Regions from separate parts of the Mus musculus genome. Here region 1 is linked to region 2. Evidence: chromatin loops called from intact Hi-C (ENCODE). Cell type or tissue: heart. All regions are shown on one strand. Each heading gives the region's core, and the rest is flanking DNA. Links, peaks and the distances in the headings are about the cores only.

Region 1 (9,944 bases), core at 777-8,776, 630 kb before region 2:
TTTGTAGGATTTTTGGCAATATCATTTCTTGGTGTGATTTTCTTTGTATTTTTATTGTCTGGGTTGCTGAAGATCATGGATCTGTGAAATGATGCTTTTGAACGAATTTAGAAAAAGACAAATCAATATTTCTTTAATTATTTTCCTTCTTTCTTCTCTGGAATGCCAATTTTATATATGGTGCAATCTCTTTCTATATAGTTTGTATGGGCTCAATATATTGTCAAGGGAGCCCTGTTTATTTTTAATCAGTTTTTTTTTTTTTGTATTTCACTTGAACAATTTCTGGTGTGTGTGTGTGTGTGGGGGGCATGGCTATGGGTGTGCAAGTGTTTGTTTGTGTGCGCATGTGGCAGCCAGAGGTTGTCAGTGGCTGTCTCTCTCAATTACTCTTCCCCTTAGTTTTAAAAACAGAGTCTCTCACAGGACTTGAAGCTCAGAGGTTAGAGTAGGCTGGCTATTCAGTGAACTTCAGGGATCTACCAGTCTCTATCTCCCCAACACTGAGATTTCAAGTTTGCATTGCTATCCTGGATTTTTACATGGATGCTGGAGATTCAAACTCATGGCTTTTATGTTTGCATGTGACACACTTTCTGAGCCCTATTCTGAACTCCTACCACTTGAATCACTTCTCTCAACTGTCTCTGAGTGTGATGGTCCTTTCCCTGTTGTGTGTCAAACCTTCTATTGATCCCACACAACAAGGTATATGTGCCAGACACTTCATTTATCAGTTCTAAAATATCCATTTGGTTTCTTTAAAGACATTTCCAAATCTTGCCTGAGAAAACAAAATCTGTCATTATTTACATTCTTTTCAGCAAAATTACTTAACAGGTTCAATGTTATTATAAACTTACTGCCTTCTAACACTGCGGGTAGATGTAGATCTGTTGGTTTCTGATTATTTTCATGGTTTTCTCTTTGTGTGTCATCTAGTAATTTGCACACTAGACATTGTGGGTAGATTGCTTTAGAGACTCAGGATAGCTTATCTTCCTCTAGTGTGGATCAGGGTTCTAGGCGCAGTTAAATTTATAGAGAAGCACTTTGGTTTTGTGGCAGTAAGGGTGGATATATTTTAGTTTGGCTTACAGTCCTGGGCTATGAGCTAACTCCCAAAGAATGACACTTCTGTGGCTTCGGTGGGAAGCCCAGGTTGTTTATGGCTCGTTCCTCCCAGGCAGTGGCAGCTGCTGCGATGGTTGCTCCACTCTCTCCGCTATTGTTTTCTTCCCATCACTCCTGTGCTCTGTATTCATTCACATGACATTGAAAATTCAGCCTAGGATTTGAGGAACACGTACATAAAAACCTAGGGCTGACTCTCGAAGTCCTTTCTTCAGACTTTCCCTTCCTGTTTCCAGCCTTTTTGGCAACCCTGAATTCTGGTTTCTGGCTCATTAACTCGATGCTTGCTGGTCTCTAATTGAACTCCAGCCTCAATATTCTTTTAGAACTTTGAGGTGTCCACGTGGGAGACGGGTCAGGTAAATATGTGCCTGTTTCACCAAGTGTGACTTCAAGGCTGTACACTCCCCAGCCGCTGGCTGCTTTGCTTTCTCTGTGGCATACTCAGACACCGACTATAAAATCTTGTATCTAGACTTCGTGAGAGCTGTTTCCAGGAGGGCTGGATGGTTATTAGCTGCTCAGCACTACTGGGAACTTAAACTCTCGATGCCTATTTAATATAATATTCACAGGCCTCTCTTGATGCAGGCATTCCTGTTTTTATTTTATTTATGGGGAAAAAAGTTTCAGAAAAAGGTTAAATGCATTGTATGGGATCGCGCTTCAGTGAGGGCTGGAGCCAGCAGGTGGTTCCAGGAATTTCCGGTGCCAACCTTAAGTTTGTCCCTGCCTCACAACCCCTGTATCTAGAAAGGATCAAATAGAAAGAACCAGAAGCCGGCCTTGGAGGACCTCCAGGTCTCCTCCCCTTCTTTCCCATCTTCCTCTTCGGCATCTGTGAACAGGCCTCACTTCTACACGAGCTTCCCGGTGCTCCTGGAGGGGCCGCTGCTTCCCTCTGGACCTTATTGGAGAACATTTGAGGGTCGATCACCTCTAAGCAGAAGGCCAGGATTCCAGAATTTAGGATGCATTACATAGCCATGTTGCTCAAGATCGGTTTCTAAAAGCAGCGAATGGGATTTGGGAAGCGATGCATGAAGTCCTTTGGCAGAGGCTGGGGATCCAAGATGATGTGAGTTAATTTTGTGATAGTAATGGGGGAATTTTTTTGTCTTTTAATTCTTTCGCTGTCTCTCCTTGTGAATGTATATGTGTATGTGCATATTTGTGGTATGTATTAGGTGTGTGTAAATATTCATGTGTGTGGCTACATGTATGGGTGTGCACTTGCATATGTACAAGTGCCTGCAGAAACCAGATGGTTTCCTGAGGAACCACCTGACTTGTTTTTTGAGATAAGATCTCACACTGCGACCTGTGACTTGATTATTCTCCTAAACTTGCTAGTGAGCAAACTCTAAGGCTTGCTTGTCTTGTCTTTATCTACTGGAAGTGGGATTACAGGAGCCTACCACAGAGCCTGGCATTTTTTTTTTAAATGTAGGTTCTGAGGATTGAACTCAGATCTTCATGCTTGCCTGGCAAGCACTTAACTGCCCAAGCTACGTTCCCAGCCCCTTGACTTAGTTTTCTTCTACTAAGATATGTCATCAATGCCTGGTGGTGGTGGCGCACACCTTTCCTCCCAGCATTTGGGAGGCAGAGGCAGAGAGACAGAGGCAGAGAGACAGAGGCAGGGAGACAGAGGCAGGGAGACAGAGGCAGAGAGGCAGAGGCAGAGGCAGAGGCAGAGGCAGAGGCAGAGGCAGAGGCAGAGGCAGAGGCAGAGGCAGAGGCAGAGGCAGAGGCAGAGGCAGAGGCAGAGGCAGAGGCAGAGGCAGAGGCAGAGGCAGAGGCAGAGGTAGAGGCAGAGAGGCAGAGGCAGGTGGATCTCTGTGAGTCTGAGACCTGCCTGGTTTACAGAGCTAGTTCCAGGACAGCTAGGGCTACACAGAGAAACCCTGTCTCAGGGGGGAAAAAAGATGAGTCATCAAAATGGGTGACAGGTGGTGTAGCCTGATAGAGCTCTTTCAATAGCTCAACTTTGGTCCAGGCCAGCTGCTTCCATGTTTGTCCCTCCCAGAGGTTTTGATTCAGAGCCTGGCTGCTCTGCTGTGGCTGCCTTGTCCTTTGCTCCATAAGCATCGCTGAAGCCTCATACACACAGCAGCAGCTGGGCAACCATAGCGCACACAGCAACGGCTCTCGCTTACCAATGAGTGTCTGCAAGTGGGTTGGAGTATTTGTTTATCTGAGGCAAGTGGAGCCTCAAGGGACCCTGAAGCACTGTCTTCAGCTATCTGAAGGACTGTCTCAGGGAAGAAGAATTAGGTTTGTTTTCTGACATCCCAAGGGAAAGACAGACACAGGAGTAGTTGTCATAAGGGAGGCAGAGATGAAGATAACATTTCTTGATGTTATAGGCACTGTGGCGGGCATGCTAAATGCACTACCTTATTTAATCCTAAAGAGGGATTGTTCTCAACACAAAGAGAGCTTTCTAATCCACCAGTATAATTGTAATGACATTATCCTTATACTCTTGGGAGTGAATCCTCATTGGCTGGGCTTGGAGGAGAGAGATTCAGGTATTGGCTGTGCCTTCGGACGAGATAACCTCTAAAGTCTTTTCAGACCATCAGTTGGAACTCTAGAATGACACAGCAGAATGACCTAAACCCTGCTCTCAACTCCACTGTGTCATGGGCTGCGGTGGCCTCGGGTGTTCTATGGTGTCTTCACTCCCACCCCTCAAGCCCAGATATAAGTCTTCTCATCTGACTTGATAGATTCGGTGCTTCCTGGTCACGGCTATGCTCATTCACATCACATACAGTCCCCCATCCGTTCCTCCGTCCTTACTCTCCACCCACGTCCCTTTCTTTCAGCAAGGTCTCAGGCATCCCAGGCTGGCCTCAGGCTCACGGAGGCTAAGGAGGATGTTGAGGATCGGATCCTTCTGCCTCCACTTGCCAAGTGCTAGGATTTGTACCACCACACACCGTTTTAGGTGGTGCTGGGGATCGAACCCTGGACTTCATAATGCAGGGCAAGCACTTTACCAATCGTGCCATATCTCCAGCTTTAACTCTGTTTTCTTTTCTTTTCTTTTCTTTTCTTTTCTTTTCTTTTCTTTTCTTTTCTTTTCTTTTCTTTTCTTTTTTTTTCTGGTTCTCTTTACCATTTGAGTTTATGGGCCAGAGAAGCTCTGCCTTTCTGGCTAGGAGTTAGGGAGATCGCTTAGTGCTTGCTTTGCAAACATAAGGACTTGAGTGCAAAGCTCACATAGGAAGCTGAGTGTGGCTGTGTGTACCTGTAACTCCAGCACCAGGGGAGTGTGACAAGTAGATCCTGGGAGCTCTCTCTCTCTCTCCCTCCCTCCCTCCCTCCCTCCCTCCCTCCCTCCCTCCCTCCCTCCCTCTCTCTCTCTCTCTCTCTCTCTCTCTCTCTCTCTCTCGTCTATTCACACATGTGAGTTAGAAGGTCACTCGCTCGATCCTGAGGTCAGGTTCTAGGAGAGAGAGCTAGAGAGCTAGGATCACGAATGGTAGAGTTCATGATTATAACAGACGGTGGATGAGCCAGTCAGGAAGAGAGGAGAAACACCAGGATTGAGCCTTGAACCTTGCATTTCCTGACAACCCTGTATCACAGAGCTGGTGATAACTGGCTTAAATTTGTGAGCAAATCAAAGGAAGGTCTGTATTCTCTTTCCCTCGCCCTACACTGCTTGAGGGTCTTTCCACAGGCTTTTCATTTTATATAACGAAGTTTATATAAAGGAAATGACTGCCCCCTCCTCTGTCTGGTGTCATCCCTGTGTACTTCAACCTCTAAAGGGTTCAGACAGTCCCAGACCTAAGGTCTGAGACTTACCAGCAGGTGGCACTACAGCCCGATGTGCTCTTTTGGAGTTCCAGCTGTCCTTAGTGGCTCAAGCTTGTATCTTAGGCCCTGGTCCATCTTTCGGGACCTATCCCTGTTGTATCTGCAGCCCACTGTCTGAGGCTCCAAGTTAGAAGGAGATATTGAGAGGATGCTGGAAGAACTTTGGGCTTGGGAGGAGAGGAAAGGAGAGTGAGACAGGGAGGCCTACCTGGCATACCTGATGGCTACCCAACACCTACCCAACCCTTCTATCAACTTTTTAACTTTCTGCTTCAGGGAGTGGACATGTTGCTCTCTTGAATGGTATCCCTCTAGGTCCTGGAAAACACATCCAGAGTCCATGGCAAGGCTAAGCCCTTAGTCTTGTTCTAGCCTGGCTTCTGATCTCTTCCCCTCATGTTGTGGAGTCCTGGCCTTGTTACGAGGTATACTCTGTGGTTCAGACTAAGCAGGAGTTGACTCAGGCACTGTTGAACTACTGAGTTGGGGGAACTTGAACATGCGACTTGGCCTTTCTGATGTGTCATGCAAGCATGAGCTCCGATCTTGAACCCCTCAGAGTAATGCCGAAAGATTAACCTTGATAAGGGCATATCTGTGTAACCCAGTTGTGACCCTCAGATGATATCTCTCCAGTCCGCTTGACATCACAACGGTATTCTTTGCTGTGAGCAAAGAATTGGGTAGAAAGAATACAAGGGAGGAAGGGTTATGTTAGCTCACACTTTCAGAGGCTGACAGCCTATGACGACAGGGAAGACCTGGTAGAGTGGCTTGGTTCATAGAGGCAGGAGCTAGAGGAAGCTGCTTATTATTGCACGATGCTAAGCAGGAGGCAGGAATCAAGCCAGAAGAAGGGCCAAGCTATACCTCAAGCTACACTCCCCAGTGGCCTCTGTCCAGCAGCAAGGTCTCAGAGGGTCCATAATTTCCCTAAACAGCACCGCCATTTGGAGACCAAGCTTTAACACACATGAGCCTATGGGGACAGTTCCCACTCAAACCATAATAAAGAACTTGTATAAAATGCAGCTGGTGGTTAAATTCTGCAGAAAGCCCACTGGCACAAGATCATGGGACCCAGGGAAGATGTGCGGGTGAGCTGGGACAGGCTCTCTTGTCTCTTCACCTCACCTCATCTTGTCCCGTCTCCTCTCCTTTTCTGCTGCCTCCTTGATCGCAGCTCAGGTGCCTTCCGACTTTCTCCAGAAGCAGCATCAGGATATTCCTAGGCACCGCCATCCTCCTCTAAAGTCCTGGCCTGCGGCCACATCCTCTCTCACAGAGTCTCACCTCACCACGGTGTTTTCCTAGGGGAAAGGCAGCTCTCTCCTGAAGAGGAGTTCTCAAGGCAGGATGTTAAGGTTTTTCTGCCTGGTTGCATAACAAGATGGAACATCCCCAAGAGTGCCTGATGCATAATGGATGTTGAAGAAGTCAAAATCATAGTCTCCATGGGTGTCCTTATCACCATCCTGTGTCCCTGACTCAGGGGAGGCCTCATGGGACACAGGCAGTGGAACTGACAGGCCACCTGGCTTTGCTCTGCTATCAGCGACTCAGAAATGCAATCTGAGGCTTGCTTTGCACGTATGAAGATGCCGGTTTGATCCCTAGGATTCATGTCTTAAAAAAACCAACCAAACGAAAAAACTCAACTGAGTGTGTTCTCATGTGATTGTGGAGATGGACAGACAGGCGCATTTGAGTGTATAACTGCACACATATGAGCATACACAGATACACAAACACATATTGGTAAACTGTAAACTGTAGCACACCCTTATTTTGTTTGGCTTCTGGGGTCTTCTATCTGCAGCCCTATCTGCTTGGTTTTGGACCACGTTGCCAAGACTGTATCAGCAATGAGATGCACTGGCTGAGATTGAGAGGAGAGAGTTGCTGAGCCAACATGGCAGTCCCTCAGAGCCTTACTTATAAAATCCAGCTTCTTCAAAGCCGTCTGTAAATCAGGGTGCAGGGCCAGCCAGGGCCCAGGGTACTGAGTGGGCGGGTTGCTCTCAGTCTACTTGCCTGCTTTAATATTTGGCTTAGAGTGGGTTTTCTTCCTTCTTTCTGTCTGGAGAACTAGATCAGGACAAGACCAGCGTGACCCTGGCTCAGAGCCAGCAGCAAGCCTTCATACCCCAGGGGGAAAAATTGCCTTAGGTGCCAAAGGGGAAATTCCCTCTCTGTCATGTCTCTTAGAGAATGCAGTCAAAGGGGTGCTCAGCTCCTCAGCAAAGCTCCCACCAAGGAGGAGTTGCTCAGTCAAGGTGACATGGCCTCTTCAAGGATGCAGGAGGTGGGGGTTAGGGTGTAGTCCAGGCAGTTTCTCATCAGGAGCCTCAGGCCAGTGGTTCATCTTGACTGGACAAGTGCGTCGTCCACCCCCAAAATATTTCAGGTCCCAGAGCCTACAGAGATGAATGAAGTGGGGTGCTCACACTCAAGAGGCTTCCGTACCCCTGAAGTCCTATTATTATTACCTTGAGGCACGTGCCATTTCTCTTTCCCATTCTCTAGACAGCAAAGCTGAGGGTTAGCAGGGAGGATACAGTGCTCTGGTCTCCATGGGTCTGTACTGTGGCAGGCTTAGGACTGGACCACATTTGGGTCTTTGACTAGTCTATAGTTAGGTTTCCTCGTGTGACCTTGAATGTGGCATTCAAACTCTGTCCTATCACTAAGGGGTCTTGTGCATTGAGGAGACCCAGGTTCTAGAACCTGAGCTTCTCCTGCTTTTAGCCATGCCTTGTGAATCCTTCCCCTACTTTCTAAAACATGTGCACACTTCCATCTTGCCCACCCAGGAGGAGGAGAAATCAGAGCCTGCTTTTTGAGCTGTAATTTTGAGTTTGATGTTTTTATTGCATCCTGCCGAGTGATTTAAGTGTGTTCGCAAATGATTATACTGTGCTCCTTTTTAAACAATTCTAAAATCAAATAAAACACTAGAATCAAGTCCACCAATCAGCTGGTAACACAGGCATCTGAGGGGTCTCAGGGGACACATGTCCTTTCAGGCAGCCAGAAGGGAGGAGGCACAGTCTTAACGCCTCTGCCCTGTTGCACTGAAAGTTCATCCCACAAGGTCAGAGCATGGAGGATGGGCTCAGGACCAAGCTATAGTTGCTGTTAAGAGATGGGGCAATAGAATCTCTCAGTTGGTCTGTACCTATTATATGCCTGGTTTTGAGGTCATCGCTTTAAAACCTCTCAACGATTTGGTGTGAAGTTCTACTGCCCAAATGTCCACCTGTCGGCTAACGGGCATTGGAAGTATAGCTGGCATTTGAGTTCTTGCTCAGGCCAGGTACAGTTCAAAGCATTTTTATGGTGTAGACTTACTGAATCCCCATACTTGCCATATGGGTTGATGCTTTAGTGATCTCTGTTGAATCTGTCTAGATTGGTCCACAGAGGGGAAGCAACTCTGTTCGCATGGCTAGCGGGTGGCAGAGAAGGGATTAAAACCCAGATGTCTGTCCTTCTCAAAGGCTACCTTCCAAGGACTGTGTATTCTAATATACCACACAGGGTGGGGTCCACACGGAACCGAGGTCATTACCATGTGGATAGATGTAGGCTGATGCAAAAGTTTAAAGGATGGCAACAGAGGCTCTTCAGACCACCTCCTTCCCAATATGGAAAATATTGAATGGTTTACTTTTATAACAATCCTGCCAGCAAATGTCTGTTTTCCCCACTTCACAAAGGAGCAAGCTTCAGTATTAGTTTATCTAATACCAAACTGCTGAGATGTAGCAGGGGTGGGATTTGAACTAGGGTCTACCTGACTGCAGTGTCAGGACCCATCTAAATCCAGGCTCTGCTGCTGACCCACTGTTCTCGCTAGAGGCTTCACCTGAAGCACATGGGCTCAGCCAAGACAACCTTAAGGTGCAGTGTAGAGCAGATGATGCCCTAGAAGGCACACCACGTGACTGTGCCCTTTCCCTTCATCCTGGGTGTATGACAGGCTTTACCAGTCAATCAAAGATGCCCCGCCCCCCAAGACTTGTCTAACTACCGCCACTTAACTGAAATTGGAATTGAGAGGAAGCATTCCACGCTGAGAGGCTTCAAATGCAAACCACACATGGCTAAATATTCTCAGGGAATGGGCAAAGCTTATTATGCACTATAGAAACACAGAGTGAGCTCCCCTTCCCTGTAAGAGCAGTGGCTGGATTTGCTCTCTTAAGCAAGAGTATACCCAATTAGTGTTTGGACCAATGGGACCACAAGGGGATTTCACTCAGAAGTCAGCCACTCCCTGCCCGCGTTTTGAAGTTGCCAGTGCTGTTTGCTGTGCCTGCTGCCAGGGACTCAGAAGCAGCAGTGGCTGATGTAGCACTTTACCAGGCAGCAAAGATCAATTTCAAAAGTGAGTTATCCGTGATTTGTGACAAATAATAAAAACCATAAGTTCGTATCCATTGCAAACCGCCTGTGAGTGGAAGAGGATGTGACAAGAACAGAAAATGTAAATTGGCTCTGCAGAAGAAGAATGTTGCTGTGTTTTTGAAAGATGGCAATGCATCTTGCTCAAATGTAACTTTTCACTTCGGGGCGCGCTAGCTCTACTCGGTGGCAAATGAGAATGTTTGTAGATATGATGTCATGGCTACAGAAACAGCTCTGCAGTTTTATTTTCATCTATCTATCTGTCCAACCATCTACCATCTGCCCACCTGTTAATCTCTTTAGTATCTATCCATCCATCCATCCATCCATCCACCCACCCACGCATCAATTCTTCCAATATCATCCATCCATTTATCTACCCTCCAATATGCATCTATCCATCTATCAAGTTCATTCATCCACCTAAGCAACCATCCATCCATTCATTTATAATCCATCCATCCCTTTATAATCTATCCATTCAACCAACCATCTATCCATCTATAATCCATCCATCTATCCATCCATCCATCCATCCATCCATCCATCCATCATCCATCCATCCA
Region 2 (9,944 bases), core at 618-8,617:
ACACTCATGGAGGGCTACACTCTATTCCAGGGACAGAAAACCATGTCACACCATCCTTCCACATGGCATGTACACACACATATACATGAACATACACATACTTATGCACACATATATATGCACACATACTTATGCACACATATATGCAGGCACACATACACACACACACACACATATATATGTATATGTACACATACATACAGCCAGAAACACTCATTATCCTATTGGAAATAGAAAGACAACAACTATAGTAATAAAGACCAGCACAAATGAGTGTCCACTTCTGTCAGTCATGCTCTCACAAGCTCAGCCCCACACCCATGATCATGTACCTACTGGATAGTAGTCATGCCATTCTAGCCTTAAAATAAGGAAAGGAGTTTTATGTGGCTAGTAGCCGTAATGGGCTGATGTTTGGGGAAGGAGACAGTTGGAGAGAGAGATTATTTAGTGTCAGATCCCCTGTCTCTGAGACTCTAGGATCCTGGGTCTTTTAGCTTGTAAGAGTATCCTGGTGACAAGCAAAGGCCAAAGCTTTGGGGAAGGTCTGTTAGCAGGAACAGCTTCTAAGTGTTATAGAATACAATCCCCTGAGCTCAAAAGCCATCTCCCTATTAGAGTAGCTGTGACTATCTGTGAGACTCAAAATCAGTTGTGTTTGCTGCTGCTGCTGTCTCACAGAGAGAGGACTGTGAGGAAGGCCCTCACCTGAGAATTCAGCTGCTACCTCCTACACCTCCCAGACAGTGGTATTTAATTCTGTCCTATAGACATGTGGCTTTTTGTGGTCTTAGAGGAGCTAGAATACAAAGACTGCAGGACTTTGTAAGGGGGACTACAACTATGCAGCTCTGGGGAGAAGTTGTTATCCATGCTGGGGTTAGAGGGCAGCTTACCTGGGGGCATGGTCACTTTGGGGTCGCCCATACTTCTTAAAGTAGCTCCTCACCCATGTCCTGTCAGGGACCCTGAGAAACTCATTGGTTCACCAAGCTGGACTTTGGCAGAGTCCTAGAGTCTTACTTTCTTTTGGTGGTGTCCCATAAGGGGGAGGAACACACACACACACACACACAGAGAGAGAGAGAGAGAGAGAGAGAGAGAGAGAGAGAGAGAGAGAGAGAGAGAGAGAGAAGAGAGGAAAGGGAGAGAGGGGGGAGAGAGGAGAGAGAGAGAGGAGAGAGAGAGGAGAGAGAGACAGACAGACAGAGAGAGAAAGAGAGAGAGAGAGAGATTTCTCAAAATACTAAGTCAAATTATCCTGCTGGGGTTGAGTTCTGGATAAGGGCCAGGTCCTGTACAACCTTCCTTTTCTTCTGGAACCAGATGACGGAACCTCCCATTCCTGCATTTCCATTCTTTAAAGCTAATGAAAGAGAAGTCAGGCTGGGGACCTTGAACTTTATTTATTGACTAATTCCAGCCTCTTTCTGTGGTCATTACCTCGGTTGCTCCCCACTTTAAATCAATTGAAATTGCACTCTTGTTGCAAATCGGAGCCACTTCAGCTCACTTTTCTTCCCTCCTGTTCAGCTAAGGGTTTGAAAAGCTAAAGGAAAAAAAAATCCCAGAATAAAAAAAAAAAAAAAAAGTATCTGGAATTCATTTCTTCACAAACGCAGAACAAATCTCCTGATTTTTAACACTTGGCAGCCATTTTTCACACACCTTGTCCCAAAGGACCAGTTCCACACACTCCATTAGTGCTGGCTGCCAACAGGGATCATTATAGACAGGCAGATTTCTCCTCCTAGTGACTGAATCAGAAAGCATCGGGCGGGCGGGTTTCTGCTTTGTCACCGCCCTTATGTCTCTGCTCCTCCCCCTCCCACCTCTTGTAACCCTCCCCCCTGCCGTACATGAGGGCAGAATTCAAAGCTGCAGATCACTTACATGGCTGCTATTTGTTTTCCACTCTCAGCTTTAAAAAAGAAAGAGTCCCCACTCAAAAAACCTTGCTAACCATTCCCAGTAGCCACTGTGAGCTTGGCCTGAAGCCTGTTCCTCTGATGAGGACGTTTTCTTTTTTTTCCTCAGTCTGCTATAGCTAAGGATGGTCATGCTCAGAGCTCACAGGCCTGGGCTAGGGCAGAGGTGTCCTCTGTATTTCGATTCTCGGTGATTCTTCCAGTGTCCAAGTACCCCAAGAGACAGCTTTTCTACTCAGCATCCCATTCCCATCCTGCTGATATCATAGAAACTATTATAGATGTCATAGAAGCTATTACAGCTTATCATGCAAGTTTTCAGTGTCTCCTTAAAGGACCCAAGAATTGCAACTAGCAGAAGTCTCTCTTTCAGCAGGGAGATGAGCTATCTGCAGAAACTCTTAGACTATCCATAGATATCTGCCATCAAACTATTTAACCACCCTGAATCTTTGTTGCTCCATCAAAAAAAAAAAAAAAAAACAGAAATAGTATCAAAAAATGATATACTTTGGGATTGGGAAGATGTCTCAGTGGGTAAAGTGCTTACCATACACATGTGAGGAACTGAATTGAGATTCCTAGTCCTCATATAAAAGTCAGGCATGTCGGAGCTTGTCTGTATCCCCAGGGCTTTGGGAAATGGAGAGAGGAGCTCTGCTCATTGCCCATATAACCTAGAGAGTTGATGGGTTCCAGGTTCAGTAAGATTCCCTGCCTCAAAAAAAAAAAAAAAAAATGTGGAGAGTGATTGAGTAAGACACATTAGCCTCTGCCCTTCAAATGCAAATGTGAGTTTACCTGTGCACACACATGCACACACACACACACAAACAACACTCATATACACACAGACATGCACAGACAACACACACACACATGAACACAGATACACAGAGACAACACACACATGCACACACACACATGAACACAGACATACACAGACACACACACATACAATACACACACATGCACACAGACACACACAGAGACAACACACACATGTACATAGACACACACAGACAATACACACACGTGCACACCAATGAAAAGGTCAATACAATCAAGTATGAAATAAACAATATCACATCTAGCATGTTGTGAGCTCTGAACACTGGCTGATGGTAGTCATGATCACTATGTTGTGAAATGTCAAGTTTGGCATTGTGGACACAGAAGAGTAGATTTGGAAAAAAACATGGCTACCTCTCAGCACTTGGTTAGAGCCTTGCATGGTCTAACAGTCTGCAGAAGGAAAAGCTGGGAGAAGGTAGAGGCAACCAAGATGGTGGCATGACTGGTGAGAGGCCCTAGGGAGAGTAGACAGGACAAGAGGCCACATCTAAGAGGAATCCAAGCCCCAGGACAAAGGACTGGGCCTTTCCTGTGGGTAAGTAAGAAAGACCTTTATCTGGCAGAAGTAGATTCCTTTAATAGTTCCCAAAATCTATAGAGTAGACTGTCTTGCTGAGCAAGGATATCTGCATGTAATTCACATAATGTAAGGCTTGAAAGGCATCCACAGAACTAGCTGATACAACTTCTTTGTTAAAGATGAGGAAACTGGTCCACAAATGAGCAATGCTCAAAGACTCTGGTAACAAATGTTTCTGGGGAGATGGAGACTATCCCTGCACTGGTGTCAGAGGCATATGTCACCAGGGAAAAGGAGAGCATCCCTGCATTGGTGACAAAGGCATATGTCACTGGGCGGACAGGGAGCATCCCTGAGCTGGTAGTGGAAGAACACATAGTGTGAACTTTTGAGGCTAAGAGTTCTATACCCTTCTCTCAGGCCCCTTCCCTCAGAGGATAGCCAAACCACCTCAATAGGGCATGTGGGTCCTGGCAATCCCCCACCTCAGGAAGGCATGTGGGTCTTGGTAGTCCTTGTTTTCAGGGCATTATGTCTTTTATGTTATTTCTATATCCAAGCCAGCCTTTCCCCAAACCTAGCTGACTGTCAGTGCTAGCTATGAAGCTATGTGAAGTTCACAGGGGAGCAAGCTCTGTCCTCAGAGCTGCAGGCTCTGCAAGTTGGGGTCAGACTTCACATCTGTGTTCTCACAGAGACACTTCAAGGATACTACATTCCAAGATGGCCTCCTTGTGTTTCTCCCACAAGGATTCCCTAAGTTCCCCACAGATACTGCAGTCACATGCTAACAGTCTTCTGTGTGACCTTCGTAGAACTAACCCCACCAGCACCTGGGCAATGTCTTCTATGGAACAGACACTAAATAAGCATTTAGTGAGTTAAGATTATCAAAGAAACGAACAAACTGTTGTGAGAGCGATGAATAATGGGACTGCTACTAGCTATCATTTTTAGTGTTTGCTCTGTGCCACAAAGGGCTAAGCATTTCTTCTGTGCCTGTCATTGAAATCTTGTATCCCTATGAGGGCAAATACAATTTTCTCCATTTTATGGAAATAGGAAATAAACTCAGAGTGATTAAATGCCTTGTCCAAGTCAAACAACTTGTAAGTTATAAAACAAATTCGGTTTTTTTTTCTTCCTTGTTTTAATAGGAGAACGAGTGGACTCACATCACCTGTCCAGAGGTCCACAGGGCTGCAATCTTGCTCTCATCTGCCCTCTGCTGGCCTTATATGGTGTAGCAGGAAGAGCACAGAAGCAAATCTGGCTTCCTTGGAGAGATCTCCAAGGAGCTGCTGCTAATAGGTGACTCACCTCTCTGAGCTTCTGTGACGTTGTTTTTAAGATGCGAACAATAATCTCTTCCAAGATAACTGCTCAGTGGCTTGGAGGAAACTGAATTAGAACAGCCTTACTCGAGCTATGTGTTTAGACAAACATAAACATCTGCCTTCTGATGTGGTAATTAATGACTTCACTCTGGTGAAGTGCTTAGGCCAGTGCCAGGCATACAGCAAGCTATCTTTCAACATTAATTAAAAGGGAGTCTTACAAGCTCCCTTTAGTACCTTGGCCACATCTATCCTAGCTTTCTTTCTGTTTGCTATTCTATGTACTCTCGGGATCCAACCATCTCTTTCCCTTGAGGCTGTGTTAGAGGCATGGGCAGCCATGCCTGTCTTTTTTTCTTGGATGCTTAGGTCTTCATTCTTGCAAAGCAGCACTCTCCCACTGAGCTGCCTCCCCAGCCCTAAGCATAGATTTCCTGATGATCTTTTCTGGACCAGGCACTGAAGACCTGGGATGTGGCTGTGAATTGTCACAGCCTGTACTCACAGAGATAACCTTTATCTTGTAAGACAGATACCTGTGACAAACAGAGGAGTAGGGCGGCTTGGGAAGGGCAGCTGTAGGGTTCCAGATAAAGAGCAATGCAAAGCTGGTGGCAGAGGAAGGCGCCTGCATAAGATAGTGAGACCCAGGAAGGCTTCCTGGGTAGACGTTTGTGGCAGACTGTGAAAATAGGAAAAAATAATCCAGGTAAAGGGCAAAGAGAAGAGCCTTTGGCTAAGAGGATCAATAAGTGCAAAGGTGCCAAGACAGAGGGGGACTAGCATGTTTGAGGCATGGCAAGAGTACCACAATTGATGGAGCACCATGACACACGGAGTCAGGGACAAAGCTGAAAAGAGGGAAGCAGGAAGGGACCTTCCAGGCTGTAGAGAGGAGCATGGGTTTTAGTTTTCTGTAATAACCTGGGAAGATTTGTATTTTTTATGGCATTTTACAATCATAGGAATGGAGGTTAACACATGATAGAGGGACACACTGGAGGTGGGGAGGGTTATTCTGATGGTCAGAAGTGGGAGAACCTAATGAATGGGATTACCCATTTGCTTCACTTGAATGGCAGAGTCTGGCCAGAGCATGTTAGGGACCTTGCAGTTGGGAGTGCTCCATTCCCATCTGAGCTCTCTCCTATTTCTCTGGCAAGGCTGGAAGAGGCTCATAGAAGAGGAAAACAATATCAACATGACCACAATCTCTGGGCCACAATGGCTGGATGCTGGGATGCTGGGCAGTCTCTATAGTCCTTCCTGGTTCCCCCAAGTGCTGAGATGAAAGGAACTGGTTCCTGCTGACAGACCCTTTTACACCCATAATTCCTCCAGGGCTACTAACGTGCCCCCTCTCCCCCCAGTGTTTCTACACAGCAGACAGTCTGCCCTCTGTGTTGCTGTTGAGGAGGGCCTCTGTACACAGTGACTGAATCTTCTACTGAGAGAAACAGAGGCATCTCACCATTTCCCTACAGGCTCCTTGAGTTTACAGGACCTCATTGCCACTCAGTCATGGTTCATTTGCCCAGAAACCTGTGAAGGCTGAGCTCCAGCCAGCCTGAGTCACCAGATTCTCCATCTGCATTAACCATTCATTTACTGTAGATGTGTATTTACTTTGGATGCATTTCCCCTTCTAAATATACAGTTGCTCTTGTATCTAATTGCATGACTTTAAAATAAAGAGGAGGAAGAAGAGGAAGAGGAAGAGGAAGAAGAGGAGGAGGAACAGGAGGAGGAAGAGGAGGAGGAGGCTTCCACAAAATTAGGTTGCTCTCTGCCATCTGTCAAGAATGAGCCAATAACTTAGAAAGTGCAGTCCTTCCAGCCCCTCCTTAGGAATCAATGGCAGAGGGTACGGGATGGTCAGGATAAGTCGCGCACGCACTTGACCTTGTTAGAGCAACCTACTTTTGGACAGGTATCCACCTATCCATCCTTTCCACTGACACTCATACTTTGGGGAAAAGTGCCTCATTTTCCGGACTGGAGCAACCCCTGGCTGGGCTACAGTCACCCTACTCTTCCTATCAAAAACTGCTTGAAGACCAAGTTTCCCAAGCTCAACATGTGTCCATTTGGCCTGTAATTCTTGGTCAAGGAGTCTGGGGTGTACTCAGCAGAATCTTTAGCTGCATTCCTGGCCTGTACCCACTGGATGCTTGTGGTAGCCCACTAAAGTGTGACAATCAAAAAGATGGCCAGCAAAATCACCACCAACATAAACTGGTGAACACTGGTTTAAGGTCACTCCATTCTGGCCCCTGAAAGATGGTCCACAGGCTCTTCCTCATGCATTTCAAAGACTCTTTCCTTTCACTTTTTAGTGATATCCCGAGGTGCTTACAACAGTAAAGGAGACTCTGCAGGGCTGGGGTTCTGGTCTGTGTCTCAGCATCTGAATATTCCTGAGAGGTAGCCTCTTGCTTCCCCATTTGCCTGCCTCTCATCGTTCTACAAAGCTCTGTTCAACTGTCTCCTCCTGCAGAGATCATCTGTGGTCACCTCTGTATGCTGTCCCTATGTCCTGTGCATGTGCTAACAGGTCCACTTACCATAAGGCTAGAACGCCTAATCCACCCCCTCTCCGTCCGTAGTTGGCCCTTAAGAGCCTTGAGAGTAGGGACGTGACATGACTTAGGCTGGCATGGCCAGTGTCAGCCCAGCGGCTGGAACTTTGTTGAGCTCCAGCGAGTGATTCAGACCTAGTTAATGTTCTGGCCTTCCCTTTCTCACTTGTGAAAGGTGACCTTGGTACAGCACCAGGATCCCAAGTCAGAAACCAGCTCTTCAGGCAGCAACTTCGGAGACAGCTTTTCTAATCGAGGAGTCAGGAGAGCAGAGGGTATCAAGTTCAGTTGTCCATTTCCAGTTCTCCCCGCACTTGAGAGACCTGCACATAGCCTCTAGGAGTGACGTTAAATAGATTAATTAAAAAAAAAACAATAACAGTGGAAGAATTTTCATTTTTAGTCCCGATAGTTCGGAGAAGTTAATCTGGTGCATTTGCTCCTGGCTTAATGCCAGGGCCAAATTAGATTTATGAATTTAGCATGATTGCAAGTTAACAGATAATTCCATGTTCTGCAGAGCCAGTGCAAGCCTTTAATGTTTAATCAAGGAGTGGAATTAGGAGTTAAGTATGCCTTGCTGCAGAAATGGGGGAAAAAAGCATAAAATAAGAAATACCCCTAAGTCTTCCAATCACGGCCAACTTCCAGCCTGTTTAGCCTGCCAAGACAGTTCTCGGTGGCTATCACTGTGGGAAATGGCGCTTTCCATCACCAGGGGATGAGGGCCTCATCTCAGCATGGGCTAAGGAAACCTTATGTATAGTTATCATCCTTATTCCACAGCCTGGAAGAAACCACTTGGTAAGGAAGGGCTTATTTTGGTTCATTGTTACAGGCTATAGCAGTCTGTTATGGTAGAGAAGGCAGGGTACCTGGTAGCCTAGGCTGTGCACAGGAGCCTGGGCACATCTTAGTCACTTCTTAATTGATCAGGAAGTAAGGAATGGGACCAGGAGTGGCTATTACTTTCACAGAGCCTGCCCTTAGCAACAGCACTCTGCCAGGTAGGTCAGAGTCCTAAGAGTCCACAACCTCCCCAAAACAGCATCTTGACCTGGGGACCAAGGTTTCAAACACTGAGCGGGAACACGTGAGCCTGGGAGGGACATTGCAAGCGAGAGCCTTTTATAAGTCCATGGAAACCAACATCTGCTATTGTGTCAGGCCATAATAAGATCCACAAAGTCATTAGCTCACTGGGTGGTGGTAACATGTGTCACATGCTAAGTGGCTTAAGTCAAGAAGATGAACTGTCTCACAACAATGGAGGCTCAACGTTGCAGATCAAGAAGACATTAGTGGGGCTGGAGAGATGTCAAGATCACATATTGCTTTTAAAGAGGACCAAGGTTCAGTTCCCAGTACCCACATGGAAACTCACAATCATCTGAAACTACAATTCCAGGGACTATGTCTAACATTCTCTTCTGACCTCCATGGGCACCCATACAGTGCACACACATACACACACACAGGTAAAACCCACAGATACATGAAGTAAAAATAAATATACCTAGAAAAAATACACTTAAAACTGCACTGGGAAGAAGCTTACAGGTTTCACTGTTACCTTCTGGAAGTTTCTTAGCTTAAGGCAGCATAACCACTCTCAAAGAGGTGGTCTTCATATATTGTATCTCTGTATCCAAACTCCCACCCATCTATAAGGATATAGTCATGTTGGGGTCAACTGACTTCCCCAGGACTTCAGTTTTACTAATTACATATGCAATGTTCCAGGGTTTTCAAATAAGGTCACATTCTGGGCTAACAGCAGTTAGGACCTCAGCATGTGGATTTGGCAGGAGAGGAGGCATACAAATCACTCTCCAGCCATTGGCCCCATCCTCGATCTATTCAGATGACATCATATGCAACCTGCTCCGACATCACCCAGCCAGCTCATATTTAGAGCATTTCTGCTACTTTTCCTCCACACTCACTTTGCATTTTGACCTCTAGGATCTGCTGAAAAGTATTCTAGGCTTGAGTCTAGAGCACATTGCATGGCTTGGTATTTTCAAAAGCCAAACTCTTCCTTCAAAGCAGGAATGTCAGTAAACTGTCAATGTGCAGGGCAGCCCGCCCTGTGCTCTGGGAACTCCACTCCTACTCCCACTCCCACCCCCCACCCCTCACTCCCTCCACTCCCACCCCACCTTCTACAGCTCCTTAACCTCTCTGTCTGGAAGCTCCTCTTTCTTGTGGCTCACTTCACAATGAGCTTCTTCTGGTCAAAAGAATGCTTTACACGGTGTTCAGAGGGTTCCATAGCTAGAAACCACAGTTCTTCATCACAGAACATCCCGAGATGTTGATTCTTGAAGCTAACATGAATATAATAAATGTATAATTGTCTCCAAGTTGATCATTATCTTTGCTAGATTCTAGGGTTGATAGAAAGTAGTGGGTCCCAATGGGGCCCACAGGGGGAAATTTTTTAAATTTAGGAAATTATAGTCATAGCTTTTCTTTTTAATTGTTTCTCTTTTTTAATATCCATGATCAGATTCCAGAGAAAGAAGAAATTGGTCCAAGTGGGGAACACCAGAACCATGTGGGGATACCAAGTTGTTCTGTTCCATGCTGGAAAAACACAGGGCTGTGGGTTGCTGTCGGGGAACCAGGTCCTGTGTAAAGATCTAGGCAGGAGACAGATAGCAGAGTTGTTATGGTGAAGGATACATAGCAGCTCATGATCACCTGATTCCAAGGCAAATTC

The links. A loop is a pair of places that touch in the nucleus more often than their neighbours do. Peaks named below come from ENCODE experiments on the same cell type or tissue, not always from the same donor. Only the 100,000 strongest peaks of a DNase experiment are listed, where the experiment ranks them.
Region 1: a loop joins it to region 2, with 18 times the contacts of the local background. A loop is called at or near these places in 6 of 42 quality-filtered maps.

Annotation. Positions count from the first base shown.
Region 1 is chr11:80,901,685-80,911,628 of GRCm38, forward strand. The region is part of intron 3 of Asic2 (acid-sensing (proton-gated) ion channel 2); the gene reads right to left. Gm51909 (a long non-coding RNA gene) reads left to right here. Exons shown (of 3, transcript XR_003949743.1): 1 at 1-9,944. Among named protein-coding and RNA genes, the nearest start is that of Gm51909, 8.8 kb to the left of the region's middle. In heart, for the core only: a CTCF peak has its summit at 4,959 (motif pointing right); no DNase peak of the experiment used is centred there.
Region 2 is chr11:81,530,343-81,540,286 of GRCm38, forward strand. It overlaps a transcript of Asic2 not described here. Among named protein-coding and RNA genes, the nearest start is that of 1700071K01Rik, 38 kb to the right of the region's middle. In heart, for the core only: no CTCF peak of the experiment used is centred there; no DNase peak of the experiment used is centred there; H3K27ac peaks cover 949 bases.